Linked DNA regions of Homo sapiens: regions 1, 2, 3, 4, 6 and 7 are each linked to region 5. A link is a loop called in an ENCODE intact Hi-C map of the cell type or tissue named here. Cell type or tissue: HCT116. All regions are shown on one strand.

Region 1 (4,000 bases), 270 kb after region 5:
TGTTACCCAGTTCCAAAGTCGCTTCCATATTTTTGAATATGTCTTCAGCAACGCTGCACTCTACTGGTACCAATTTACTGTATTTGTCTGTTTTCACACTTCTGATAAAGACATACTGGAGACTGGGAAGAAAAAAAGGTTTAATTGGACTCACAGTTCCACAGGGCTGGAGAGGCCTCAGAATCATGGTGGAAGGCAAAAAGCACTTCTTACATGGTGGTGGCAAGAGAAAATGAGGAAGAAGCAAAAGTGGAAATCCCTGATAAACCCATCAGATCTCGTGAGATTTATTCACTATTATGAGAATAGCATGGAAAAGACTGGCCCCCATGATTCAACTACCTCCCCATTGGTCCCTCCCACAACACAAGAGAATTCTGGGAAATATAATTCAAGTTGAGATTTCAGTGGGGAAACAGCTAAACCATATCAAAAGCCGTGAGCAAATGACTGTCATTTCTCCACCGAGACAGGTCCTCTCACCCCAAACTGCCAGAGCTTGCCCCTCTTAGCTTACTCCTCCTTGAAGTAGCTAAAGGACTATGGGAAGACAGGGGACTCAGAGGTGTTTTTAATAATTTTTTATTTTTTAATTGGAAAAAAATGCCTGCTGAATATTTGTTTTAGACTTTGCCTCCTAAGTTACTGAGCTATGAGAAGATACTTTTATATGAGGGCTGTATCATCACATGTCACGGCTTATTTTGTACATAATTAGTGACTCACACGCACAAGGAAGCAGACACACACACACACACACACACACACACACACACACACACACACAGAAACCATAAGAGGCCTCTCAGGGTATTAAAGTCCGAAAGTCATGAAAAATCCTTTTCGTGGCACCTTGAGACCCACACAGGAATAATTGTCCCATTCTTGTTCTTCCAGCTCTCCTCTCCCTCCAGCCCAGCTTGTCCTGTGGACTGCGGCTCCTGAATGGAAGGGAAGTTTCCATTTCTCCTGGGCATACACTGAGGAGTGAGCTGTTGGGTCATGTGGTAACTCTATGCTTAACTTTTTGAGGAACTGCTAAACTGTTTTCCACAGTGGCTGCACCGTTTTGTATTCTGGCCAACAGTGTATGAGAGTTTCAATTTCTCCACATCCTCACCAACTACTGTTGCTGTCTAGCTTTTTGCTATAGCCATCCTAGTAGGGATGAAGTAGTATCTCACTGTGGTTTTGATTTGCATAGCTTTAATGAGTAATGATGTTGAGCATCTTTTCATGTGCTTATTGGCCATTTGTGTATATTCTTTGGAGAAATGCCTATTCATATCCTTTGCCCTTTTATAGATTGGGTGGCTTGTCTACTTATTGTTGAGTTGTGAGATTTCTTTATATATTCTATATTTATTTCAGTTACCTATCAGATATATGATTTGCACAAATTTTATCCTATTCTGTGGGTTGTATTTTCACTTTCTTGATGATGTCCTTTGAGGCACAAATGTTCTTAATTTTGATGAATCCCAATTTATCTACTTTTTCTTTTTTTGCTGTGCTTTAGGGTCATATCTAAAAACTACTGCCTAATCCAGGGTCATGATGATTTATGCCTATGTTTACTTATAAGAGTTTTATAGCTTTAACTTTTACATGGAGGCCTATGATATATTTTGAGTATTTTTTTGTGTATGGTGTGAAATAGGGGTACAACTTCATTCTTTTGTGTATGGATACCTAATTGTTCCAGCACTATTTGTTGAAAAGAGTATTCTGTGTCTCATTGTATTGTCTTGGCATCCTTGTTGAAAATTCACTGGACATAAGGGTAATGGTTTATATTTTGACTGTCAATTCTATTCCATTGATCTATCTTTATCCTTGTGCAAATAACCACAGTATTTTGATTTCTGTAGCTTTGTAGTATGAGTCTTTCAACTTTGGTCTTCTTTTTTTGACATTGTTTTGGGTATTCTGGATCTTTTGAGTTTCCTTATGAATTTTAGAATAAGCTTGTCAATTTCTGCAAAAAATCGCAGCTGGATTGTGATAAGGATTCCACTGAATCTGTAAATCAACTTGCAGTATATTGCCATCTTAACAATATTAAGTCTTCTGATCCATAAACTTTCCCTTTATTTAGATTTTCCTCAATTTATTTCAAAATGTTTTGTAGGTTTCAGAGTATAGATTTTGCACTGCTTTTGTTAAATTTATTCTTAAGTATTTTATTCTGTTTGATGCTACTGCAAATAGAATTGTTTTCTAATTTCATTTCAGATTGTTCATTGCTAGCATATAGAAACACACTTGATTGTTGTGTATTGATCTTGTATTCCTTCAACTTTGCTGAACTCGCTTGTTAGAGCCAATGATTTTTGATAGATTCCTTAGGGTTTTCTATATAAAAATTATCTAATCTGCAGATAGAGATAGTTTTAATTTTTTCCATTTCCATTTGGATGCTTTTTATTTCTTTTTCTTGCCTAATTTCCCTGCCTAGAACCTCCAGTACAATGTTGAACAGAAGTAGCGAGGGTAGATATCTAGGCTTGCTTCTGATCTCAAGGGAAAGCATTCAGTCTTTCACCACTACATATTATGTTAACTGAGGTTTTTGTAGATGACCTTTGTCAGATTGAGAAAATTTCCATCATTTCCTTGCTTATTGATTTTTTTGGTTATGAAAGTGTGGTAGATTTTGACAAATGCTTTTTGTGCATTTATTGAGATGTTAATGCAGCTTTTGCCCTTTATTCTACTAATTGATATATCCCATTGATTGATTTTCTTTTACAATGTTATCTGTCCATTTTAATTTATTTTTTCATTTAAAAAATTTTAATGAATTTTATTGTTGGAACAGTTTTAGACTTATAGGAAAAAATTTCAAAGGTAGTATAGAGAGTTCCCATTAAACCCTATACCCACTTTCTCCTGTTATTAATATTTTAGAATAGTACGATACATTTCTTACACTTAATAGACCACGATTGATACATTATTGCTAACCAATTCATACTTTATTCAGATTTCCTTAGTTTTTACCTAATGTCCTTGGATCTCATTCAGGATGCCACATTAAAATTAGTGGTGATCTATACTTAGGTTTCTCTTGGACACACACACACACACACACATACATTTTGGTGATACATAATAGTTGTACATATTTTGGGGATATATGTGGTATTTTGATACACACCTACAATGTGTAATGATTGAGCCAGGGCAATGGGGACATTCATCACCCCAAACATTCACCCCTTCTTTATGTTAGGAACATTCTAATTTCTCTTCTTCAGCAATTTTGAACTATACAACAAATTATTGTTAACTATAGTTGCCCCACTGTGCTATAGAACACCAGATCTTATTCCTTCTATTGAACTCCATTTTCATACCCATTAACCGATCCTCTGTTTTTTCTCTCCACCCCACTTACTCTCCCCAGCCACTGGTAACCACCAATCAACTCTTTATCTCCATGAGAACCACTTATTTGCTCTCACTGCATGTGAGTTAGAACAAGCTGTATTTGTCTTTGCACCTGGCTAACTTCACTTAACATTAATGGCCTTCAATTCCATCCATGTTGCTGAAAATGACAGGATTTCATTCTTTTTATGGCTGAATAATATTCCTTTGTGTATATGTAAGACATTTTCCTTATCTGTTCATCCAGTGATAGATATTTAGGTTTATTTCATATCTTGACTACTGTGAATAGTACTTCAATAAACACAAGAGTGCAGGTATCTGTTTGATATATCCATTTCCTTTCTTTTGGATAAACACCCAGCAGTGGGATTATGTGTATTACATGGTAGTTCTATTTTTAGTTTTTAAAGGAACCTCTATACTGTTTTCCATAGTGGCTATACTAATTTACATTCCCAGCAATAGTGTACAAACATTCCCCTTTCTCTGAATCCTCACCAGCATCTGTTATTTGTTGTCTTTTTGATAAAAATCATTTTAACTGGGGTGAGATGATATTTCACTGTGGTTTTGATTTGCATTTCCCTGACGATTAGCAATGTTG
Region 2 (4,000 bases), 600 kb after region 5:
CCTTCTCAGTGTTAAGCCAGGGCCTGACATACAATAGATGCTCAAGGAAGTGTTTGTTGAATAAACACAGGAAAGAATGAGTGAGTGAATGAATTACCTCTATCTGCTCCATTGCTGACGATTTCCAGAGCTCTGCAGGATTTGTAAAGATTCAAACCTCTAAAGAACACAGTCCCAGCTATGGGACCCCCTGCCTGCCTGCCCCTTGTCTTCCCTCCTCTCCTCTCCTTCATGCCTCCACCAGTTCATCATGGCCCAGCCCCAGCAGTCAGTCCTCAGAGGGTGTTGCAGGGAGTCCTTCGTATACACAGAAGTTACAACTCCTTCCTCCCTGGACCTCTGGAGCTTTCTAGGCTGGAAGAGCAAATATTCATCCTCTGCACCCCTTCCCACTCACATCATCCACTTAAAGAAAAAGGAGGCCAGGGCGAGGCAGGCAGATCACGAGGTCAGGAGATCGAGACCATGCTGGCTAACATGGTGAAACCCCGTCTCTACTAAAAAATCCAAAAAAATAGCCGGGCGTGGTGGCGGGCGCCTGTAGTCCCAGCTATTCGGGAGGCTGAGGCAGGAGAATGGCGTGAACCCAGGAGATGGAGCTTGCAGTGAGCCGAGATCGCGCCACTGCACTTCAGCCTGGGCAACGGAGTGAGACTCCATCTCAAAAAAAAAAAAAAAAAGAAAAAGAAAAGAAAAGAAAAAAGAAAAAGGAGGCCAGTCTCCAGGATTCAACTTAGAGCCAGCTGTTTGTGGGGCGAGTAGGTAGGAGTGTGTATTAACACTAACTGAGCATTTACTATGTGTGAAGTACTATTCTAAACCCAGTAAAGGTTTCAAATCATGCAACCCTCTAGAAAACTCTATGAAGTATAAACTATAATTTCCCCTTTATACATGGGGAAACTGAAGCACACAGCAATCAAAGAAGTTGTCATAGTTGGTGCAGTGGACATTTGCACGTGGGCTTCAGGGCCAGGCTCCTGAGCACCGCATTGCAGGGCTTCTTCATGCTGCTTACAATGGTGTCACCAAGAACTGAGCCAGGTGACTCTTTTCCTGGGCCTTTAGGAACATGCAGAGGGCAGGACTCAGTGCCTTGTACTCAGCAACAGGAAGTCAGGGTTGGGGCGTGATGGCACGAGAGCCGGGAGTATGAGGGGGATCTGACATTTAAGGGGATGGTGGAGAGAGCCTAGGAGGGTAGATCAACACCAGAGCAGCAGGTCAGGGCCACAGAAGGGAGAGGCCAGCCAGGGAGATCTCTGGAACCCCAGGCAGGAACATCTGTCTGTCTTGTTTTTTTGGTGCTGCGGTCCCCTGCCCTTTGACCTAGGCTTCTGGAATGTCAGTGGTGGGTCGCAGCCTCCTCTTTGTGGTCCTGCAGGAAATGGAGGAGGCTGGTAGGCTTCCTAGCCTTGGGTAATATGGGGCAGAGAAAGGCCAGTGGTTGCAGGAGGCCAGACACAGTGAGTTTGGAGGATTCAGGTGAGAGCCGGACCTAGGAGCAGCAGGTGCTAAGAACTGGCCACTCCTAGGCATTCTCAGCCAGGAACCCCACGTCTCAGGGGTTTCGGGCTGAGGGCCCGTGATGTGCACATGAAAGCCTGGGCCCCTCAGGAAGCCCTTGGCCCTGGGGACATGGGGGTTCTGCCCTGCATGTACACAAGCTTCTCTTCCAGCCCCACCTCTGACCTCCCCTCCCTTAGCAGCCTCATCCAGGGAAGCGGGAATCAACTCCCCCAGTCGCAGTTTTATTTTCATCCATCTCCACTGAGATATTTGCCCAGCGAATGAAAACACTTGTATTCATCAGAAACTTGGGAGCCAAAACAAATGTTTCCATTTATCTGTCTTCCAGTGCCTCACAGAGCCCCAGAGAGGGGCAGAGCTCAGTGGCTGGAGGAACCGTGGCCATAAGAGGGCGATCTTGCATCAGCAAAATGATGCTGTGCGAGGTCCCGGAGTGTGCGCTTTTCTGGACCTAATCCACCTCCCCCCGCCACTCCCCTCCCCACGGCGATCCCGATTTTTAGGATGACTTCTCTATAGAGTCCAGGCCACCGGCGACAGGAGGACGGATTTGATGAGTCTTCACAAGCCTCTCTGCTTGCTATTATTATTATTATTATTATTATTTTGTGATTATTTTTGTGGAGGGAATGGCTTGGACCCTGACTCATTCTGTCAGCTCGGGCCTTCTCAGTGAAGCTCTTGCCAATCATTGATTGATCAATGTGTTAAAAATAAAAAAAATCTCACCCAGGGCAAGCCACAGACTCGGAGAAAATATTTGCCAAATACATATCTGGTAAAGATATGCCCAGAGCACATAGATAACCCTCAAAACTCAACCATAATAAAACGAAGACCCTAATTATGACAGATTATCCTCTGAGCAGACGCATCACCAATGAAGAGCTAGGGTGAGAAGTAAGCACATGAAAAGATGCTCAACGTCGTTAGTTATCGGGACGGACCAAAGAAAACCACAGCGGGATGTCACTTCACCCGCCCAGGATAAAAGGGCAACTGCCTGCACCAGGGGCTGGAGGGATGAGGAGTGGCTGGGGCTCTTTTCGGGAATGCGGAGTGCAAAGCCACCTTGGGAAACAGCTTGGCAGTTTCTTAGAAAGTTGAACACACGCCACCATATGATCTGGTCATTCTGCTCCAAAGTGTTTACCTGTGAGAGAAGACATATGTCCATGCACACATTTGTGCACAAATGTTCATAGCAGCTTTATTTATAGCCACAAACTGGAAATGATCCAAATACTCATCAACAGGTGCATGGAGGAACAAAATGTGATTCATCCATACAATGAACATTTTTCAGTAATAAAAAGAAAGGAAATGTTGATACATATCACCTAGAGGAATCTCAGTGTAATTATGTGGAGTGGAAGAAGCCAGACAAGTAAGAGAACATAGTGTATGATTCCAGCAGATACAATTCTAGAAAATGAAAACTAACTGATAGTCATGGAAAGCAGATGAATTTTTGTCTGGGGCAGAGGAGGCAGGCATGGTGGTGAGTGATGGGAGGATGGGAGGGGGGCTGACCGAGGGGCAGGGGACTCACCTGGGGGTGATGTGTATGTCTGTTACCTGGACTGTGATGGTGATTTCACGAGTAGGTACATATGTCAAACTCATCAAATCAGTATGTTAAATATATACGGTTTATTGTTGTAACACAATAAAGCTGTTAAAAATTTTTAAAGGTTACTACATCGTGGAGTCCTGAGAGCTTTGAAAGACAAATGCGTTTTGCTCTGTGAAAATGTGCATCACTGGTCCCCAATTTCTCATCCCCTCTCGAGCAACCACCCTTTTCCGTGTAACTTTGCAGTGCTGTGGGCGGGCAACATGTCCTGTCCCTTGGCAGAAAACAGATGGTTCCCCCATATGACTTGCTTCGGGCAATGGGATGTCGGCAGACGTGACGCTGCTGTGACGCACTTGGGCTGGCTCTTGCATCTTACCACTGCTGTGAGAACATGGCTGGACAGCCTTCTGAAGGATGAGAGGCACACGGAGCAGAGCCAAGTTTCTCCCGTCACCCCATCCAAATTCAACTACATCAGCCAAGGTCAGCCAACATCAGCCAGCAATGATGGAACCCCCCAGACATGTAAGTGAATCCAACCAAGAGCAGCAGGGCTGCCTAGCCAACCTACAGCTGACCCCAGAGGAGTGAGCAATAAATGTGTTCTGACGTTAGCCAGTGAGGTTCTCTGGGTTTTGTTAGGCAGTTTTATTGTAGGAATAGGTAACTAATTCAGGCCCTATCAGAACAAACAGTCTGGGTCTATCTGGGAAGACTTCCTGGAGGAGGTAAAGCAAATTGTTTTGTTGTTGTTGTTGTTGTTAAGTAAGTATTTTATTTTACCTATTTTTTAATTTTTTTTATTTCCATAGGTTATTAGGGAACACGTTGGTGTTTAGTTACATGAGTAAGTTCTTTAGTGGTGATTTGTGAGATTTTGGTGTACCCATC
Region 3 (4,000 bases), 920 kb after region 5:
ATTCTCTTCCAATCAGTGCCTTCTCTTTAGCAGTAGACACCTCCTGAGGCTGTGCATGCACCTTTCATGCAGGTCAGCCACTCTCATGATAAGAGTTTGTGTCTGTTTCTCCACAATTTCAGCTCTTTCTCTGCAGGAGATGAGACTCTCACTCAGGGCAATCTTAGCAGATTTGAGGCTCAGTGTCTGCCTCTGAAGCCTGGAGAACGGAATCCCTGAGTTCATCATTTTCTTTCCTCACTTCATCTACTGAACTTAGGGGCAACCAACCAGCTTCATTATGTTCCTTGGTTCTCCAAATATGGTCAAAAGTATTATGTATAGAGTCACTAAACTCCTTGCCTCTCACGAGCAGTGAATCAGGAGTGTCAGATGGATTTATTTTGTGTAACTCTCTAAACAGTTCCTCCCAAGGACTATCAGTGTTCTCCATACTATTAGAAGTAGAGTCCTTAGCATTTTTGAGTCTAATCATCTTAAGTAGCCAACTCCAGAAACCCCAAAGCCAATGAAAAACTCCATCCTTAATATTCTGTTCCTCTAGAACCACTCCTGGTACCAAAATCTGTATTAGTCAGGGTTCTCTAGAGGGACAGAACTAATCGGAGATATATATATACACATATGTATATATATATTTTATATATATACACATATGTATATATATATTTTATATATATACATATATATATTTTATATATATACATATATATATATATATAAAAATTAACTTACATGATCACAAGGTCCCACAATAGGCCGTCTGCAAGCTTGAGGAGCAAGGAGAACCTGTCTAAGTCTCAAAACTGAAGAACTTGGAGTCTGATGTTCGAGGGCAGGAAGCATCTAGCACGGGAGAAAGACGTAGGCTGGGAACCTAGGCCAGTCTCACCTTTTCACGTTTTTCTTCCTGCTGTATATTCGCTGGCAGCTGATTAGATGGTGCCCACCAGATTAAGGGTGGGTCTGCCTTCTGCAGCCCACTGACTCAAATGTTAATCTCCTTTGGCAACACCCTCACAGACACACCCAGGATCAATACTTTGCATCTTCGATCCAATCAAGTTGACACTCAGTATTAACCACCACACAGGGGGACTTGGGGAGAGAAACTAGAGCCTTGGGGGCCTGAGGGAGGGGTGTCCTGGGAGAGAAGGAGGACAGGAGGGAGAGAGGGAGGGAGGTTGGGTTTTGAGCCTCCACTTCCCCCCAGGCCCCATGCCGGTCACTCCACACACTGTCCCATGTGATGCCCACCACACTTACGAAGGTGCAGTTCTACCATCTTGAACACCGGCAGGTACCTGGCCCCATGCTCTGTGCTTCATATGCATGGTCTCATTTCGCAGTCTCAGCATCCATTGGAGAAGGAAGCTTTCTCCGCATTTCCTGGGTGAGCAAACTGAGCCCAGGGAGGTGCAGTCACGTGGCCTCAGCCATGCAGCAGACACACGGTGACTGAGATGGACTCACACTCACTCTTTGGATTAGGGAGCTTCCATTCTCTCCAGGGTGCCTGAGGGGTCTTCCTGGGGATCAGTCCATCAGATTTCAATAAAGACACAGAAACCACACAGTGATCTGAATAGGAGACATTTTCTATACATAATTATTAAACTATGATAGAAGAGTGCCTAAAATGATGTCAGGAAGAATCGGAACAGCACCCTAGGGCTGAAGAAGACAACCTTGGAAGGACCTGCCCCCGAGGCTGGGGTCCTGACTTCGCTGGATGTCTGTGGCTGCAGCCCCTTGAATGGCAGAGAAGGTATTGGGTCCCAGAGGTGCTGGTTCATAGATGCAGGTCAGGCTGGCAGGCAGGAAACACCTCTCTGGGCACAGGAGAGAGAGTGGTGTGCACGTGCAGGTGGAGGTGTGGGCTGGACCACAGCAAGATGGGCACTGGGCTCAGGATGGGCTATGAGGTGGTCGAGGGACCATGCATTCTGGGTGCACAGCTGAGGAAAAGCCCCAGAGGATGTCCCCCCGCGTTCATACCCTAAGAGAAGATGCAACAGGAACAAGAAATTGCACAACAGAGCTCTGTGGACCATGAAAAGGCCCCTTCCTCCACAGTGTCCCTCCGGCGCCCTCTACTGACAAAGCTTGATATCGTGCTTGCTGCAAAGAAGGGCTTAGAGTCCAGTCCATCAAGGAGCAGGCACTCACGGGGAAGTTGGAAGCTGAGAGGCAAGAAGAAACCAGGGCTCTGCAAACTACGGCCACCATTCAGACCTGGCCTGATGTTTGTTTTTCATGGCCTATAAGCTAAGACTGATTCTTTACATCTTTAAATAATTTAAAAAACGAGAAAAATAATCTTTCAAGACATGTTAACGTTATATGACATTTAAACTTCAGTGTTCATTGATACATCTTTAATTGTATCACTTACAATTGTGGAAATTTGTTTTCTCTCTGGTTACATGAATACGGTAGTCCTCCCTTATCTGCAGTTTCATTTTCCAAGGCTCCAGGTGCCTACAGTGCAGTACAAGAAGACAATTTGACAGGGAGGGAGACCACATTCACATAACGTTTACTACAGTGTATTATTATAATTGTCCTATCTTATTGTTGTTAATCTCTTATTGTATCTAAGTTTAAAATTAAACTTGAACATAGGTAGGTATGTATAGGAAAAAACATAGTGTATATAGGGCTCTGTACTATCCACTGTTTGACGCATTCACTGGGGGTCTTGGAATGTAGCCCCCATGGATAAGGGGGAACTATTATACCATACCTATATTATATCCTTGATTTGTCTCTTGGCCCACTTGCCCTAAAATATTTATCACTTTGTACTTTACAGAAAAAGTTTGACAACCGCAATAAATTAAGAACTGGCGGCCAGGCGCAGTGGCTCACGCCTGTAATCCCAGCACTTTGGGAGGCCGAGGCGGGTGGATCACTTAAGGTCAAGAGTTCAAGACCGGCCTGAGCAACATGGTGAAACACTGCTCCTACTAAAAATGCAAAAATTAGCTGGGCGTGGTGGCACGTGCCTGTAATCCCAGCTACTCAGGAGGCTGAGGCAGGAGAATCGCTTGAACCCAGAAGGCGGAGGTTGTAGTGAGCCAGGATCACGCCACTGCACTCCAGCCTGGGCGACAGAGCAAAACTCCATCTCAAAAAAAGAAAAAAAAAAAAAAAAAGAACTGGCTAGGACTCTCTTGATCACCATTACTAGTGCCCCATCACCACCCCTCATAATAGTCAGGTCTTGGCTGCCACCCCCTGACCAGGCAAAGCCTCTAGACAGTTAAAGCTAGGAGACCAAAGAGGAGCCCACTTAGGGACACTCACACAGATCCCTTAGAGTAAGAGATCCAGGAGGCTGTAATCACGCCTGTAATCCCAGCACTTTGGAAGGCCAAGGCAGGCGGATTGCCTGAGCTCAGGAGTTCAAGACCAGCCTGGGCAACATGGTGAAACCCCGTCTCTACTAAAATACAAAAAATTAGCCAGGTGTTGTGGCATGGGTCTGTAATCCCAGCTACTCGGGAGGCTGAGGCACGAGAATCGCTTAAACCCAGGAGATGGAGGTTGCAGTGAGCCGAGATCTTGCCACTGCATTCCAGCCTGGAGGTGGCTGGGTTGGAGAAGGTGTATAATCTCTGAAAAGACAGTCTTCTTTCATAGGATTTGCCCTGTGAGCAAGGTCACTGCTCGCCTCAGAAGCTTTTGGGAGGAGGAGGTTAAAGGGATCCAAAGCTTCTGGCGCTCCTCAAATGGCAGGGATGAAATCAGCTCTCTCTGACCAGGTCTGAGCAGATTGCTAGTGTGAGAGACTGGAGGCCCTCATTTCTGGAGACTCAGACGCCCCGATGCCAGATTGCCCCATACCAGCCCCACACCTGCCATTCCAGCACCCATCCCATTCAAGACACGCCACCTCAAAGCCTAAGACCTTTACACTCATCTTTTCCAGTCTCTGGGGCTCATTTCACAGATGGGGAAACTAAGGCCCAGAAAGGTTCACCAAATACCAGCAAAT
Region 4 (4,000 bases), 1.2 Mb after region 5:
AAAGTTTAAATTAGAAAATCCATGTAAAGCCCCTAGCACATAGTAGGTACCCAAGAAGCAATAGGTGAGACCTTTTCAAAAAAAAAAAAGGAAGAAAGAAGAGGAAGAGGAGGAAAAAGAAGAAGAGGAAGAAGAAGAAGAAGGAGGAGGAGGAGGAGGAGAAGGAGGAGGAGGGGAGGAAGTGGAGGAGGATGGGAGGAGGAGCAGGAGGAGGAGGAGGGAGAAGTGTTTAGCATGCAGCTTCGTCTTGAACAGCGAGGGCACCCGGCCCGTACTCTGCACTTTGCACACATCCCCTCATTTCACAGTCTCCCCCAAGCGAAGAGAATCATTCTCCCCATCTCCCCAAAAAGCAATAGGTGCTTCTTGGGTACCTACTATGTGTTAGGGGCTTACATTCTGAGAGCTCAATAGAGGACCAAGGCTGTCCTGACCCAAATCCCCAGATATTGCATCTCCGTGGGCAGAACAGCCCCTGCCTACACCAGCATACCTGCTGCCAACTGAGCTCTGGTGGCTGAGCTTCCGAGCCACAAGGTAGCTCTGAAGAGGAGGCAGGTGCAGCCTCAGTTAGCAGGAAGCCCCTGAGAAGCTCCTGTCTCCTCCCCTATTAATTGCATTGGCATCTGGAACAGATGGGGTGCTGGGACTTTCCCCCCATCTTTCACAGAACTCTGAACCAGGACATAAGCCATGTAATTAAAAGAAGAGAAATGCAAAATAATCCTCTTAGTGAGACTTAACCATCCTCCCTCCCTTTTAAATCTATTAATGAACTGTAATTGCAAAGACAGACCCTTTATTGAAACCTGGTAATCAATTCACTATGGAGCAAAGAGGTTCCCAAGACCTAAAGATGATAAGAAATGTATATTAATTAGCTTAGTTCTTTATCTGTATAAAAATCAAGCAAACAAAAATATTGGCTGCAAAGCAATTTGCCATCTGCCAATAGACTCTGGCTGCCCTGGGGAGATGCTGGTTTCCTTTTTCCTGAAATTTGTTTATAACTTGCTGTTAATCAAACCTAGAGCAGAGAGATATGTGGAAATTATATGGAGACGACGGATTTCATGAGGACCTTGAGCAGACATGGGAAGAATTGCGACAAACGAGCAGCGGGAACTTGGGTTGCAAGACCCCACGATGCCAGCCCTGCCTTGCTGGGAGCTTGGCAACAGAGCCCTTTCTGAATCAGCCCCTCACAGAGAGAACGTGATCTACAGGATGGCAGGTGCCCGAGGATGGCTGTTCCAGAAGATTCCATATAGGTCGGTCTCCCTAGAAGCAGAGCCTGAGACGGAGATGTGTGGGGATGTGTGGGATTGTGGAGGGCATACCCTCAGGAGAACGGGAGTGACGGAAGCAGCAGAGGGCAGGCAAGAAGCCAGACCAGGGCATGGGCTCAACGCGAGTTCACCCCCAGCCTGAGCCCACGGGGAGCTCTGGAACGTCATCTGTGGCACCACACGGCTCTCCTGCCCTGGGCAGTGAGATAGATTTTTTTGAACCCTGTGTCATTAGCTGAAGGTCACCGTGTGGGGAGAGTTTAACCTCTTAGCCTTTGCAAGGTGAGTCTGCAGTCAGCGCTCTTGAGCTGAGGTTAATACTCACTGCAGCCAGAAAGAATTGGTGCCCTGGTCAGTCAAGAGGATCTGGGTGGGTACCAGCTGTCACGCCTGTTATGGCTTGGGTTGTGTCCTCCAAATATTTATATGTCGAAAGCCTAATCCCTAGCACCTCAGAATGTGGCCTCATTTGGAAATAGGGCCTTTACAAAGAAAGGCAATCAATTTAAAATGAGGTCATTGGGGTGGGCCCCAATTCAATATAACTAGTGTCCTTGTAAAAAGGGGAAACCTGGACGTAGAGACACACATACCAAGAGAATGCCATATGAAGATGGGAGCAGCAATTGGGTAACGCTTCTACAAGCCAAGGGACGCCGAAGATTGCCAGCCATCCATCCCCGAGAAGCTAGGGGAAGACATGGAACGTATTCTTCCTCACAGCCCTCAGAAGGAACTCACATTGCTGGCACCTTAAATGGGGACTTCTAGCCTCCAGAACTATGAGGGAACACAATACATTCTGTCCTTGAAGCCCCTCGGTTTGTGACACATCGTTATGGCAGCTTTAGCAAACTAAAAGCCCATCTGTGACTCCAGCCACCACCAACATCTGCTGATTCTGCCCACCCCACCAGAAGGCTCGCCTCTGATAATAGCCTCCTTATTTCCCTGGAGAAACCCTCTCGGTCCTAAGGGGTCCTGCAGAAATCACCCCACCCCAGATGGAGGGGTAGCCAGAACCCCAGGTCTAGCCAATCAGAGCCTTGCTTCCCCAGCCACAGTGACTGGTTCAGGCATGAGCACATGACCCAATCTGAGCCAATCAGGCTGAATTCCGGCCCTGTCCGTGGAATCAGAGACCACAGGGTGTGAGCGTGGAACCATGGAGCCATCTAGAGGAGAGAGCCTGTCTGTGTGTGAGGCTGGCATGGTGGAGACCAGAGCCAAGAATGGAGACCTGATGATATCATTTAGTTAACCATAAGGCTTTCATTTCCCCCATCATCCTGATTTCTATAAATATATTTCATCCAATGTATAACTAAACTGTTTCAGATCAATTTTGGAACTTATAAATTTAAATACTACAAAAAAATAGGTTGATTCAGACTGCAGTCCAGGGCGATCTTGAATTAGGAAGTGACACTACGTTATTAAACAAAATTATAGCAATCATTTATTAAAGGTGAATTACATACTGTAAGTGCCAGGCATTAATGCATTTGTTTTATATGCATTACCTTAAACCTCACAACCACAACCCTTCCTGTGACGTGAGGCCTATGATTTCCTCATTTTTCAGTTGAAAAAACTTGTGTTACTTTCAACCAGCCATTCCTCTACCCTGATACCAAAAAAGCCAAAGACAGCACACAAAAAGAAAACTACAGACCAATATCCCTTGTTTCTTTCTTCTGCCTTCCTGTGGGTTATGTGAATAGTTTTTTTAGACTTCAATTTTGACTTATCTATACTGGTTTTGAGTATATCTCTTTGTATAGTGTCTATAGTGGTTACTGTCAGTTACATTACATTAATATATAGATAATTTATCACAGTCTACTAGTGTCATCATTTTGCCAGTTTGAGGGAAGTATAGAAAGCTTGCCTCCCTTTACCCTCCTCGTTAATAATATAAATTTCTTAACTATTTCTTCTATATACATTTAGAACCACATCAGAAAGTGCTATAATTTTTTTCAACCATCAAATACAATTTAGAAAACTTAAGAGGAGAGTAAAAGTTCATTATATTTACCCATACTTTTGCTTACTGTGTTCTTTCTTCTTCCTGGTGTTCTATGATTCCTTCTTTTACTGTTTCTTCTCCATTTAGAGAGTGTTTTAGCCATTCTTTTAGGGTACGTTTCTGTTAGCAACAAATTATCTTAGTTTTTCTTCATCTGAAAATGTCAATTTCCCCTTCATTTATGAAGGGTATTTTCCCTGAATATAGGATTCTGGGTTGACAGTTCTTTTCTTTCAGCACTTGAAAAAAATGTTGAGCCACTTCCCTCTAGCCTCCATGGTTTCTGATGAGAAATCCTTTTTTGTTCTAATATTTTTCCCCTGCAGAGAGGTTGTCATTTCTCCCTCACTGCTTTCAAGATATTTTCTTTGTCTTTAATTTTAAAAATTTTGACTATGATGTGTCTTGGTGTGAATATCTTTTGAGATTATCCTGTTTGGAGTTCACTCAGCTTCTTGAATCCGTAGGTTTGTGTCTTTTGCCAAATTTAGGAAGTTTTCAGCCATTATTTCTCTGAGTCTTTTTTCAGCCCCCACCTCCTTTTTTTTCTCTTCCTGGGATTCTGATGACATAAGTGTTAGATCTCTAGTTATAGTCCCATAGGTCCCTGGTGCTCTGTTCTTTTTTTCTCCCAGTATATTTTCTTTCTGTGGTTCAGATTGAGTAATTTATATTGTTC
Region 5 (4,000 bases):
CCGGGTGATATATACACAATTTCCAATTCACACTTCTCAGTGATCCTTTTAATAAACTTATTTCACAGACAGGGACACCAAGGCTGCCAGATGTAAAGTGTCACGTGGACAGGAAGTGGCTGGGCTGAGATTTAAATCCTGAAATCTCTGCCTCCCAAATCAGGGCTCTTTCCAGAACATGGCCTCTCTGAAGTTCAGGCTCACTATGGTGAAAGGGGTTCCTATTCCTTTCTTCAAAGGTTGGGACCATCACTGGTTAACTGGCCTTCCTGCCTTTGGGCTGTTGTTCTTTAGCCCATTCTGCACACTGATACCAGAGTGATGATCCTACTGTGCCCATCTGATCAGTTCACACCTCTGCTCAAGAACTTTCTTTGGCTCCCTACTGCCTCCTGAATAAAATTCAAACGTAGCCTGACACCTTAGGTGCTGTATGGTCTGGCTGCTGCTTACTTCCGTCTCACTTCGCCTCACTGTGATCTCACAGAGGTTGCATTCTAGAAATGTAGAACTATATGAGGTTGCCATCAATACTTCCATTGTGGAGATGGAGAGACAGGCACAGAGAACTAAAGTCACTTGTGCAAGATAGAACTTCCAGGGCTGGAGGTCCTGAAAGGGTGGCACTTTCTAGGCTGCGAAACAGGGTGAGGACGAGGGTAAGGGGTGTAGATATCTCTCCATTTGGGTCTTGCTCACCCATTGGTGCTCCAGGAGTCCCAGGCATTGCCATGGAAGTCAGATTGAGAAGTCTTGGGTGGTTTTTTAATTCTCCAAATGCTTCCTGAGAACCTGCTGTGTGCACAGCACAAGCCAGGTGCTGACGACAGGGAGACAGTGATCAACTAGATACTGTCCTCGATCTCAAGAGGCTTCTGGTCTATTTAACACAACAGATGGGACTGGAACACCTGAACAATGATAGTAATAAAACGACAGCCTTCCTTTATTGATGGCAAATATTGCACAAGGTGCACATTGCTGTTCTTGCTCACTGAGGAGTAACAAGTTCGAAGAGGTCAGACAGATTGTCCAAAACTGCGCAGCAAGAAGCTGCTCAAACAGGATTTGAACCGAGGATTGTTGGGCTTCAGAGGCTGAACCCCGTCTTCTGCAGTGAGCTCCCCTGCTCTGTAATTACGATGGGGGAAGGGCTAGAGGGCAAGGGACAGGGCAAGACACAAACAGGGTAAGATGCTGCAAAGAGTTGGAGATGTCAAGGCCAAATGCAGCTACCAGTAATAAGGGCCAGTGTTTATTGAGCACCTACTATGTGCCCGGCACCACTCTGGGCACTTTTCATAGACTAGACCTTGATTTGATGACTTCTCACTGTGATCCTATGAAGGATTTACTATTTATCATTCCATTTTACAGATGAGGAAACTGAAGCATGGAGGGTTTCAGTAGCATGTCAGTGTGCCCCATCTAGTGAGCGATGGAGCTGGGACTAAATGGATCTCACAGACTCCTGAGTCAGGTGCTGTCAGCCACAGTGCTAACTGAGCTGACCTAGTACAGCCATGCATTGACAAGTGAATATGATGTTAAAAAGGAATAATGGCGTAATTGCATGTGAGAGGGGGGACCAAAAGTAAATCATTCATTGATTTACTCACCCAACAGTGATTTACTGAGCACCTGCTCTGTGTCAGGCACTGGCTCAGGCCCCAGGGCCCCAGCAATGAGCAGACTGTCTGTTTCTGCAATCATGGCCCTACTTTCTCACAGGAGCCTGACTATGAAGGAAGGGGCAAAGGAAGTGTGGGAGCATCGCAGACACAGAAGTGCTGAGGAACATACCGGGAAGCTGTATTTGGCAGGGGGTGGGGGTGGGGGGTGCCCTGGCCTTTGCCCTGGAGGAGCGCAGTGTGAACATGGTCCAGGCCTGTGGTTTCAGACTTGATTCTGAACTTGTGCACGGTGCCAGGTGGGGCCTGGAGTCAGACAGGTGGACATTCCTACACAATCATGATGGCAAAGACCTGCATGCTACTTAACAGTTCACAAGCACGAGGTGAAGCCAGTATGGTTATCAGCCCCATTTTACAGATGACACACAGGCTTGGAGACGGGAAGAGACTCATCTGAGTCATGGCGTAGTGGAGCTGCAATTTGAAGCTGAGCCTGTTGGACTCTGAAGTTCCTGCTGTCCCTGTTCACCCTTTACTGTGCCTCGGCTGATGCTTTCTGAGCCTGTTTGCCCATCTGTGAAATGGACTGCTGACGCGGGGCAAAATCATCTCAGGGACTGCCTTGGACCTTGGAATTATGGATTGAAATTTTTTTAAAAATTTATTTATTCTGTCTTTATTTTGTCTTGTCTATAGTGAAGGTGTACAGCGGGATGTTTTGATACACGTAGTGAAATGATGACCACGGTGGAATTATGTGGTTTGAATGGGGCCGGAATGGCTGGCTTTGAGGCTGCTAGGGAGGAAGCTGGCCACAGGATGGCACCATTGGCCCAGGAATGGGGTGAGCAGGCCTTGCTGGGGGATGGGGCTCGGGCTTCATGGCTGTGAGCTGGGCTGGTCCCTGTCACTGTGGCACCTGTCGCACTTAATCTAATCTCTTTAATCCCCTCCTTCCCAACCTCCTTCCCAAAGGCTCCTGAGTGGGTGGTGACTTCTCTCATGGGAACGGTTGTATCCTCCCCAACTGCAGCTGGCCTTGCTATCCCATGCCTCACTCTGAGATGCCCTGGAGGGGCATGTCCAGAGGATTTGCTGGAGCAGGGGGTGGCAGCTCAGATCTGAGCGTTGGGGTGCAGTGGGGGCCAGGAAGGAGCACCCCAAGGAGGTATCTTCCTGTGCCCTACCCTCCCTCGTTCCTATGGACAAATTGTCCTTTGTCCCCAAATCAGAATATAAGTGCCTTCAAGCCAAAAATAGCTGCAGCCTGGTGGGGGAGGGGGATACTAGAGACACCAAACAGAGGTGTCGAAGGGAGCCCAACACAGGCACCTTGGAGGGACCACGGACTCTGCCATCCAAAGCCCTGGCGTGAATAGGCTCTGTCCCTGGTGTGCCCTATGGCCGTGGTCATGTGACTACAGCTCTGGGGCTCAGTTTGCTCCCCTGGGAGATGGGGAGAATGATTCCCCTTTCACTGGGGGAGACTGTGAACTGAGGGGATGTGTGCAAAGCACAGAGCATGGGCCGGGCGCCCTAGCTGTTGAGACGAAGGTGCACCCTTGTGGCGACAGCAGCGAAGGGTCTGGGCCCAGGCTGGAGGCTCAGATCACAAGTTCACACCAGGGCTTCAAGGAGGAGGCAGCCTCTCCTCCAAATTCCGAGCTGTCTTTCCTCCCTCATGGAAAACCTACACCAGGTCAAAGCGTCTCCCTTCCCTTTGCCCCTCCAGGGTGTGCGGTATCTCACGTGGCTTCTCTCTGTCCTTCCCCTTCCACGTGAGGTGCAAGCACCTGCCCTGTCCCATAAGGGTGATGGAGAGTCTGCTGTAAGGCGGAGTCAGGGGGATGGTCCAGGGAGTGTCTAGAGAGTGATGTGAAGGTGGGTGGTGGGGGGCATGTGCCAGCGCCCAGACCAGGGATGGGAGAGCAGCTGGGGTGGGGTGGGGGCACTAAGGGAGCAGAGGGGCTTATTCAGCACAGGGCATGGGGCCTGATTATCACTGTGTGGCCAGCAAGCCAGGCCATCCATGGGGCTGGGCCGAGCTCCTAGCTCCATGCTGGGTGCCTGATTTTCAGAGACTCTGGGGAGGTTGAAGTTCCCCTCACCGATTCTTCTCGGAAACTGGAGTTCTCTCTGTGTTTCCCCAGTGCAGACTGCTGTCCTGAGGAGGCTTTCAAATGCAGAGTCCCAGGCACCCTGATTTAAGGAGTCTCCAGGGAACTGTGCCCAGACCGGGGTGTGACATGTGGCTCCAAACTCAGGCCCTGAGTGACCTCGGGAAGTCCCTGACCCTCTCTGAGCTCTGTTCCACTGATGACACCGCTGGCTGTGTCAGGCACTCAGAAGGCGTTTTGTCCACGTGG
Region 6 (4,000 bases), 1.3 Mb after region 5:
AAATGTCCCATGAGCCTCTGGGAGTTTTCTGGCCTCGGGTAAGAGTTGGGGTTATTAATCCATGATTTATGAATGAGAGGGTACGATTCAGGGAGGTCAAAACCCCTGAAATTTAATCAAATTTAATATTACGAATATATTATATATAATTCCTAATTATATAACTCTAATTATATTCCCATATACCTTCGAAGGAGGGTAGGTGCTCATAAATGAGGCCCTTCATTCTTCCGGCCACTTGGACACACACTCGAGGAGTCGGAGCAGAGAGCTGGAGCTCCCAAAGGCCACCAATGAAGGAGAGCAGGGACAAAGAGCAGTGATGGGGGAGAATACCACCATTATTATAAATCAAGTCACAGAGTGTGAATTGGCAGTGACATGAGTCAATAATCCTAGATCTGGGCCAGGTGCAGTGGCTTATGCCTGTAATTCCAGTACATTGGGAGGCCAAGGTGGGAGGATTGCTTGAGTCCAGGAATTTGAGACCAGACTGGACAACACAGTGAGACCCCGTCTCTACAAAAATGTTAAAAAAAAAAAAAAAAAAAACGAGCCAGGTGTAGTGTCGTGCACCTGTGGCCCCAGTTACTCAGGAAGCTGAGGTGGTAAGATTGCTTGAGCCCGGGAGGTCGAGGTTGCAGTGAACCATGATCATGCCACTGCACTCCAGCCTGGGTGATAGGGCAAGACCCCATCTAAAAAATAATAATAATAATAATTCCTAGAGCTGAGGTAGGAAAAGAAACCCCAAGAAGGTAGCCTAAATTTTTTTTTTTTTGAGATGGAGTCTCATTCTTGTTGCCCAGGCTAGAGAGCAATGGCACAATCTCAACTCACTGCAAATTCCACCTCCCAGGCTCAAGCAATTCTCCTGCCTCACCCTTTCTAGTAGCTGGGATTACAGGCGTGAGCGACCATGCCCAGCTGAAGGTAGCCTAAATTTTATGATTATATGGAAGTGCACATTTTCCTAAGGAGAAGATCCATAGTTTTCACCAGATTCTCAGAGAGATCAGTATTAATCAGGGTAGGCTAGTGTTATGCTATAGTAACAAACAGCCCCAAATCTCACTGGCTAGGAGTTTCTCTCTATTTCTTTATCTCTCACAAACTGCACTGAAAATCAGGTGATTCTCCAACGCTGCTGTCTTCCATGTGTTAACCCAGTTATCCGGGTTGCTTTGATCTTATGTCCCAACTGTGTCAACATGCTGCCTCCATGATCTCTAACAAAGAATAAGGGAAAGCTGGAAGATCCTGCAGGGGCTTTTCACTGCTTCAGCTCAGAAGTTTCACATGTCAAGTCTACTCACTGTCCATTAGTCAGAACTAGTCATAATGTCTGCCTAACCACAAGGGAAGCTGGAAAGTATAGGCTGCCATGTACCCAGGAAGGAGAGGAGAGCTGGATATTGATGAACACTGGATATGACTGGGACCTCCTCTCCTTAAAAAAATAAGTTAGGAACACTAAGGTTAGAGTAGTGAGTCCCAAAGTCTGAATCATAGACTACCTTAATCTACATTATTCTGAAAGCTTTGGGGAAAGGCACACTCCCAGGCCACCAGCTTGGAGAGTTATATTCTGTGGTCCAGGAATCTGTGTTTTTGACAAGTCTCACAGACAAGTGTGCAGAACAAGTTTGGCAACCCGTAGAGTAGAAGGTCCTCTGGTCACAGGGCTAGGAGTTGCCTCAGAGAGCATCCTGGGTTGGAATCTTTTAAAAAAACTTCCAGGCTTCTGGTTCCAAAATGGTGGTGTCGTAGCAAGCTGGCTTCACTCCCCCTCCATAGAAAACCAGAAAGAACTAGACAGCACTGAGATGATCGCCAGCAATATCCCAGAATTCACATATAAAGAGGAGACAGTTCCCAGGGCCATGAGAAGCAAAAAAACTCTGAGTAGATGCTAAGAGAATTGGACTTCCATATCCATAACACCCCTCTCCCAAACTGCCCAGCACCAAGTGCATGGAAAATTTCCCCAAGACTCACATTTTCTACACCAGAAAAAGTGAGATTGAAGTAAACAACCAACTTCCCCACCATCTTTGGTTTCCTGGCAGAAGATGTGTCCCTGCCTCAATCCATGAGAAGTCTCAGGAATGCCTGAAGGGAGAAATATCCCTGCAAACAGTCAGAGACAAAGAGGGGAGGCAGGACTACCATCCCCAATTCTGGAAACTCTGCTTAGTAACTCGGCCAAAGGAAACACCAAATCAGAGTGGCCATTAAGCAGCACCATGCTGTAGGAGGTTCATTCCACAGATTCCCAGGGCATGAACCCCTAGCCAGGCTTCCTGCACTACTCGGGTATTCCCCTTTGGGACCTTTCCCCAGTCAGTAAACGCAGCGCTCTAGTTGCTTATTTAGAACCAAGGCAAGCATGTGCTTAAGGCGCCATCTAGTGTCAAAAAGAGGCAGCAACAGAATGGGGAAAAAACAAAGAAAATCAACAGGTAAATTACAAACTCTCTGAGCAAGAGTATCTAATAAAAACCAAAACAAGCCAGCCAGAAAAGACTACAAAAAATAACTAATCCTTCAACGAAAAGACATAGACATATATCCGCAATAAACAAAAGCAAAACAGGGAACCATGACCTATTCAAACACAAAAAGCAAGGAACCAGTAACTAACCCTAATAAGACAGTGATATGTGAACACTCTGACCAAGAATTCAAAATAGCAGTTTTTTAAAAACTCAGTGATCTCCAACATAACACAGAAAAGCAATTCTAAAATTTATCACAGGAATTTAACAAAAAGATTGAAATTTTTTAAAAATCAAACAGAAACCTTGGAACTGAGAAATACATGTACTCAACTGAAAAACTCATTAGACGTTCTCAACAGCAGAATGGATTAAGGAGAGGAAAAAAAATCAGTTAGCTTGAAGACATGCTGTTTAAAAATAATCCACAGTCAGAGGGGAAAAAAAGAATGAAAAGGAATGAAGATCATCTACAAGACATGGAAAATTACCTCAAAAGACCAAATCTAAAAATGATTGGTGTTCAAGGAAGGGAGTTGAGCAAGAGCAAGAAGTATAAAGCTTATTCAAATAAACAATAACAGAAAACTTTCCAAAACTTGAGAAATATATAAATATCCAGCTCCAGGAAAGTCAGAGAACACTATGTAGATTCAACCCAAATAAGACTACCTCAAGACATATTAATCAAATTCTCAAAGGTCAAGGACAAAGAGAGGGTCCTAAAAGCAGCAAGAGAAAAGAAGCAAATAACATATAAAGGAGCTCCAATTTGTCTGACAACAGACTTCTCAATGGAAACCATACAGGCCAGGAGGGAATGGGGTGACATTTTCAAAGTTCTGAAAGAAAAAAAAAAAAAACTGCCATCTAAGAATACAGTATCCAGCAAAGTTATCTTTCAAATATGAAGGAGAGATAAAGATTATTCCAGACAAACAAAAGCTGAAGGAATTCACCACCACCAGACCCATTTTACAAGAATTGCTAACAGGAGTTCTTCAATCTGAAAGAAATAAAAATAACATTCAAATAGAAAACACTTGAAATATAAAACCAACTGGTAAAATTAACTCCACAGAAACCCAAAATACTCTAATACTGTAATTGTGGTGGAAATGAATTGTGAAATCCACTCCTAACTCTACTGTGAATCCCAAAAGATAAATCCTATCAAAAATAATAATAGCTACAGCAACCTGTTGAGATATTCACAATATAAAAGTATGTAAATTTGGACAACATAACATCAAAATTCGGGGTGGAGTTGAAATGTAGAGGTTTTTTCCCATTTGTTCTTTTTTTTCTGTCCTTTCCTTTGTGATCTAAGATAAGTTGTCATCTCTTCAAAATAATTTGTCATATCTATTAGATGTTTTTATAAGCCTCATGGTAACCACAAAGCAAAAAATAAATTAAAACATACTACCAAAGAAATAATTTCATCACAATGTGAGTCAACAAGAAAGAAAAAGATATATAAAACAACCGAAAAAAAAACA
Region 7 (4,000 bases), 1.0 Mb after region 5:
TAGGTGCCCGCTCTTCTGGGGCTCACAGTCAAGAGGGGGATGTGACCTTTTAAAAAAAAAGTCCCAACAGATTAGTGCAACTCACCTGAGGATGGGCCAAGTATGCCATGCACAGGAGGATGCTGAGAGGGACTAACTCAACTACGGGATGGTTGAGTGTCTTAGGAGCTGATATTTAAATTGAGGACTGAATGGCTTTTGCACTTGTTCCCTCTGCCTGGAATGCTCCTCCTCAGACATCCACAGGGCTCCCCACTTAACCTCCTTTAAGTCTGCAAAAACATTTGTGTTAACCGCAACTCCCCACATTCCTGGGCCCCTTCCCTGCTTTATTTTTCTCCATTGCACTTGTCCTTGTGTTACCAATACATTTAATCTAGATGTTTATTGCCCATCTCTGCCTATTAGAAGATAAGTTTTCTGAGGCCAGAAATTGTTGTTTCTCTCTGTTCTATACCCAGTACCTGGCACAGAGCAGGGACTCATTCAATATATGTTGAATGACTGAATGACATCATTAGTCATGCTTTGCTTTGTTCTGTTTCTTAAGAGACAAGGTCTCACTTTGTAGCCCAGGCAGGAGTCATGCTATGGAGCACAGACCTTATCCTTAGAGCAAAGAGGGGCGATCCCAGGATCTTAAGGAGGTATGTGGCCAAGCTGGTTTAGAAAGATCTTGCTGCATGAATTGCAGGAGACGAGAGGCTAGGAGGTCCCACAGGAGTGTGCTGAAGGAGGTGTGGACCAGTGTTGTGATGGGGGAGATGCCTGGAAGGGAATGGAAGGAGGAATAAAAAAAAAAGATGATACCCTGGGGGGTCTTAGCACCCAAAGGGCGCCGTGGGTTTTGAGAATGTGGTTCAGGGGATCCAGAGTTAAAGCCCAAGTTCTCGACATTGGTGAGCAGCCAGGAAGGGAGGTGGCAGAGTGGCCGCCAGGGCACAGAGGGGTTCAGATGTAGTCAGACTGCAACGGAGCAGCCTGTGGCCATCCAGACCCCACCACAGAGCCCGGAGATAACCAACAGGATGAGGACTGAGCCAGAAACGGGGAGGCAGGAGATGAATGATGTATTAGGCCTCACAGGAGGCACACATATCTTCCTCCCTGTGCGAAAGCTTCCCTGATTTTCATCAAAAACAAGCAGGGGAGAGGAGGATGCGTGGATTTGTAATGAGCCCTGACACATCACCTGGTTACAGATCTCACAGCCCGGCTGATCCTCCCAGACCCAGCTACAACGACCCGGGCCCCGCCATGGCCTATAACAGAGCACATGCCCTTGGTGGGAAAGCCAGCCCCTCCGGCTGTCCCTTCCCAGGGGCAGGGGCAGGAGCAGGGCCAGTGTGGGGGTGGGGCTCAGCCCCAGCCAGAGGGCTCTGGTTGCCATGGAAATGGGTGGTCCTGAGCAGAGCCCCCTCAGCCAGGCTCCAGCATCCAGAGCAAGGGCGCAGTTAGCCTCGGCCCCCGGGTTCCGTGACCACTGTTCCCACTGTGCAGGTGGAAGCAACCAGCCCCTTCAGAACCCCCAAGACAGAGGATTCAGGTACCTTCTGGAGCAGCCTTCGTCCACCATCAAGGTCCTGCTCGCAGAGACGAGCAGAGCCCAGGCTCAGCTGGGCGCCTTTAGGTCTAGAGACCTCAGCTACTGGGGCTGAAAATGGAGGCCTCTGAGATGAGCCCAGAAGGAACCAGGACTGAACTTATGATGACCTAGAGGCTTCTGTGGCTCCATCTGTTCCTTTTCTGGGGGAGAGCTGAGGCTCTGAGGGGTGGGTAGTGCCCCCACAGTCCCCTGGGTCAGCTTCTCCCTGGTCTCCAAGGCTCCCAACCCTGGCCAAGCCTTTAGGGCCTTCTGCCATGTCCTGCCTCCCTCCCACGCAGGCCGACTCCAGCTTGGCCACGTCCATCTAGACCAGGGTCTTCTGGCTTCCTGAGTGACAGCCCAGGCTCAGCTGCTATGAGACATAAACCACCCCCAGCCCCGCCCTGCTCCTCCACTCCCTCCCTGCTCCTCCACTCCCTCCCTGCGGCTGGGTCTGGGAACACCAAGCCTGTGAGCCTCCTTGTGGGGAAGTGGGGAAGGGCAGTATTTTGGGCAGAGTTTAGGTTTTTCACAGAGGACATTTTTGGTGCCCAGAGGGAAGATACAGGGAGAGTCACAGCACAAAGTCCTTCGAGTCAGCATGGGGTGTGGACGCCATCCCAAGACCTGTGAGAGCCACGGAAGGGGGTCAGACCCAGAAGCAATGTGACCATCCTATATTTGGGATGATCACTCTATCTAGTGGCTGGGGTGGCTGATCCAATGGTTCCCAGCATTTGTGCAGCCCAAAGCAACAGAACTCATGGAGACCCACAGGCCAGCAAACTAAACATGGAATTATCAACCAAGCTAACAAAATGCCAAATAAACAAATTCTATCCTCCTACCTCAACGAATTATCCAGCTCCTCATTGGAATGTGGGAGCGGAGAAAGCTGGCCTTGACTCCTGATCCCTGATCCAGCCTAGGCCCAGCCCCCACCTCACCTCCCCTCCTGCAGCCCAGCTCCACACCACAGTCTCACACGGTGTGCGACACCCCACCCTGCAAGTCTACGCTCTGTCCATCCCTCCTCACACACAGCTGCACGTCGAAGTCTTCATGTGGGCACACTGGCACAGAGAAGAGGCCACGTGGGTCCTGGGGCCGGAGTATCAGGAGCTGGGGCAGGCCCTTCTAAACCCGGGACCCCCTTACTCAGGCCTCGGGGTGTGCAGGGTAGATGGATTTTAGGACAGGTGGGGCAGAGGGACCAGTAGGAGGGCATGAGGATGTCTGGGTCAGAAACCACCAGGGTCTGAGACAGGGCAGGGGAGGAGGGATTCCAGAGGGGTAAGACAGGACTGGACGGTGCCCGAGGTGTGAGGAGAGGGCGAGTCGGGGATGCCCGCTTGTTTCTGATTAGGGTGAGCAGGGGCTGCAGGGCACGAGGCTGAGGAGCAGTTTGATGGGAAGGTGAAGGTTCGGCTTTGAATGTTTTCAGTGGAAGGAGGCCGTGGGCTGCCAGGCGGACAGCAGCTTCAGGAGCCCCAGACGGAAAGGTCCAGGAGGCAGCGTGGCCTGTCCGGCTCCGCACTGCATGGGCAGCACTTAGGACATGTGGGTACTTCAGAGTCCCTGATAAAGACCATGGCTCAGGAAGAGCTTCCACAGGAGACGGTGGTGATCTGGACATGGACAGCGGGTAGACCCATGGATGTGGATGAACTCACACAGAAGGACAAGAGAGGAGGGCCCTGGGGAGAACCAGGGGTGCCCATGCCAGCTTCACCACGGCTGGGTCTGCAAAGCTGACTTGCCTCCTAGCTGCAGGTGCGGGACAAGGAGAGGTGGAAGGGAGAGAGCTGGGCCGGCCGCCATCCCCTTCCATGCCCTGACCCTGCCCACTTGTTACACTTGTTATGTGGCCCAGTTAGTGTCCTCCTCTGTCCAATCAGATCCACACCTCTCCTTCTTTGGGGAGCATGAAGGGGTCTTAGAAGGACACAGAGGTGGGTCTGGCATGAGGCAAAGGGAGGACATTTCCTCCCCGACAATAATGGTCAGACTGCTGACTGCTGGAACGGTCATTTCAACAGTCTGCTGGGAATCCAGAGGCAAAGGACGTTCATTTCCACTGGCAGGTGAAGCAAACCTCATGGAAGGTCTGCCTTTGACTTTCGCCTTGAAACTGGTGTAAGAGTTCCATAGACAAAGAAGGGGATCAGTAGGGAGGGTGGGAGGCACAGAAGACAACAAGCTGAGGGTGTGTGCAGGGCACAAGTCAGAAATGCTGAAAGGTCCTGGTGTGCTTGGAACAAAGGGTGCAGCAGATAAGGCTGGAATCAGAAAAAGAGAACCCAAGAGAAGTAGCAAGGGCCTGTGGGGGACAGAGACGTAAGGTTTGAAGTGGAAAGAGGGACAGAGATAAATGTCACTCATGGCTGGGACAAGCTTCACTGATGGAGGGATGGG

What was found. Hi-C counts contacts between places; a loop is a spot of excess contacts. Peaks named below come from ENCODE experiments on the same cell type or tissue, not always from the same donor. Only the 100,000 strongest peaks of a DNase experiment are listed, where the experiment ranks them.
Region 1: a loop joins it to region 5, with 2.8 times the contacts of the local background. A loop is called at or near these places in 2 of 110 quality-filtered maps.
Region 2: a loop joins it to region 5, with 10 times the contacts of the local background. A loop is called at or near these places in 16 of 110 quality-filtered maps.
Region 3: a loop joins it to region 5, with 7 times the contacts of the local background. A loop is called at or near these places in 40 of 110 quality-filtered maps.
Region 4: a loop joins it to region 5, with 10 times the contacts of the local background. A loop is called at or near these places in 17 of 110 quality-filtered maps.
Region 6: a loop joins it to region 5, with 12 times the contacts of the local background. A loop is called at or near these places in 7 of 110 quality-filtered maps.
Region 7: a loop joins it to region 5, with 12 times the contacts of the local background. A loop is called at or near these places in 13 of 110 quality-filtered maps.

Annotation. Positions count from the first base shown.
Region 1 is chr1:30,432,646-30,436,645 of GRCh38, reverse strand. No RefSeq gene overlaps it. Among named protein-coding and RNA genes, the nearest start is that of MATN1-AS1, 280 kb to the left of the region's middle. In HCT116, no CTCF peak of the experiment used is centred here; no DNase peak of the experiment used is centred here; H3K27me3 peaks cover 813 bases.
Region 2 is chr1:30,109,568-30,113,567 of GRCh38, reverse strand. No RefSeq gene overlaps it. Among named protein-coding and RNA genes, the nearest start is that of LINC01648, 74 kb to the right of the region's middle. In HCT116, a CTCF peak has its summit at 1,891 (motif pointing right); a DNase peak (open chromatin) is centred at 1,899; H3K27me3 peaks cover 957 bases.
Region 3 is chr1:29,791,291-29,795,290 of GRCh38, reverse strand. No RefSeq gene overlaps it. Among named protein-coding and RNA genes, the nearest start is that of LINC01648, 240 kb to the left of the region's middle. In HCT116, a CTCF peak has its summit at 2,101 (motif pointing left); a DNase peak (open chromatin) is centred at 2,140.
Region 4 is chr1:29,511,932-29,515,931 of GRCh38, reverse strand. The region is part of intron 1 of LOC107984933 (a long non-coding RNA gene); the gene reads right to left. Among named protein-coding and RNA genes, the nearest start is that of LINC01756, 160 kb to the right of the region's middle. In HCT116, a CTCF peak has its summit at 2,473 (motif pointing left); a DNase peak (open chromatin) is centred at 2,411.
Region 5 is chr1:30,706,744-30,710,743 of GRCh38, reverse strand. LOC124903888 (a long non-coding RNA gene) reads left to right here and starts at 565. Exons shown (of 2, transcript XR_007065565.1): 1 at 565-647; 2 at 2,053-2,298. RefSeq lists an enhancer at 2,382-2,882. In HCT116, a CTCF peak has its summit at 2,455 (motif pointing right); a DNase peak (open chromatin) is centred at 2,463.
Region 6 is chr1:29,378,076-29,382,075 of GRCh38, reverse strand. No RefSeq gene overlaps it. Among named protein-coding and RNA genes, the nearest start is that of LINC01756, 30 kb to the right of the region's middle. RefSeq lists an enhancer at 2,245-2,539. In HCT116, a CTCF peak has its summit at 2,413 (motif pointing left); a DNase peak (open chromatin) is centred at 2,405.
Region 7 is chr1:29,696,237-29,700,236 of GRCh38, reverse strand. No RefSeq gene overlaps it. Among named protein-coding and RNA genes, the nearest start is that of LINC01648, 340 kb to the left of the region's middle. In HCT116, a CTCF peak has its summit at 2,073; a DNase peak (open chromatin) is centred at 2,036; H3K27me3 peaks cover 1,011 bases.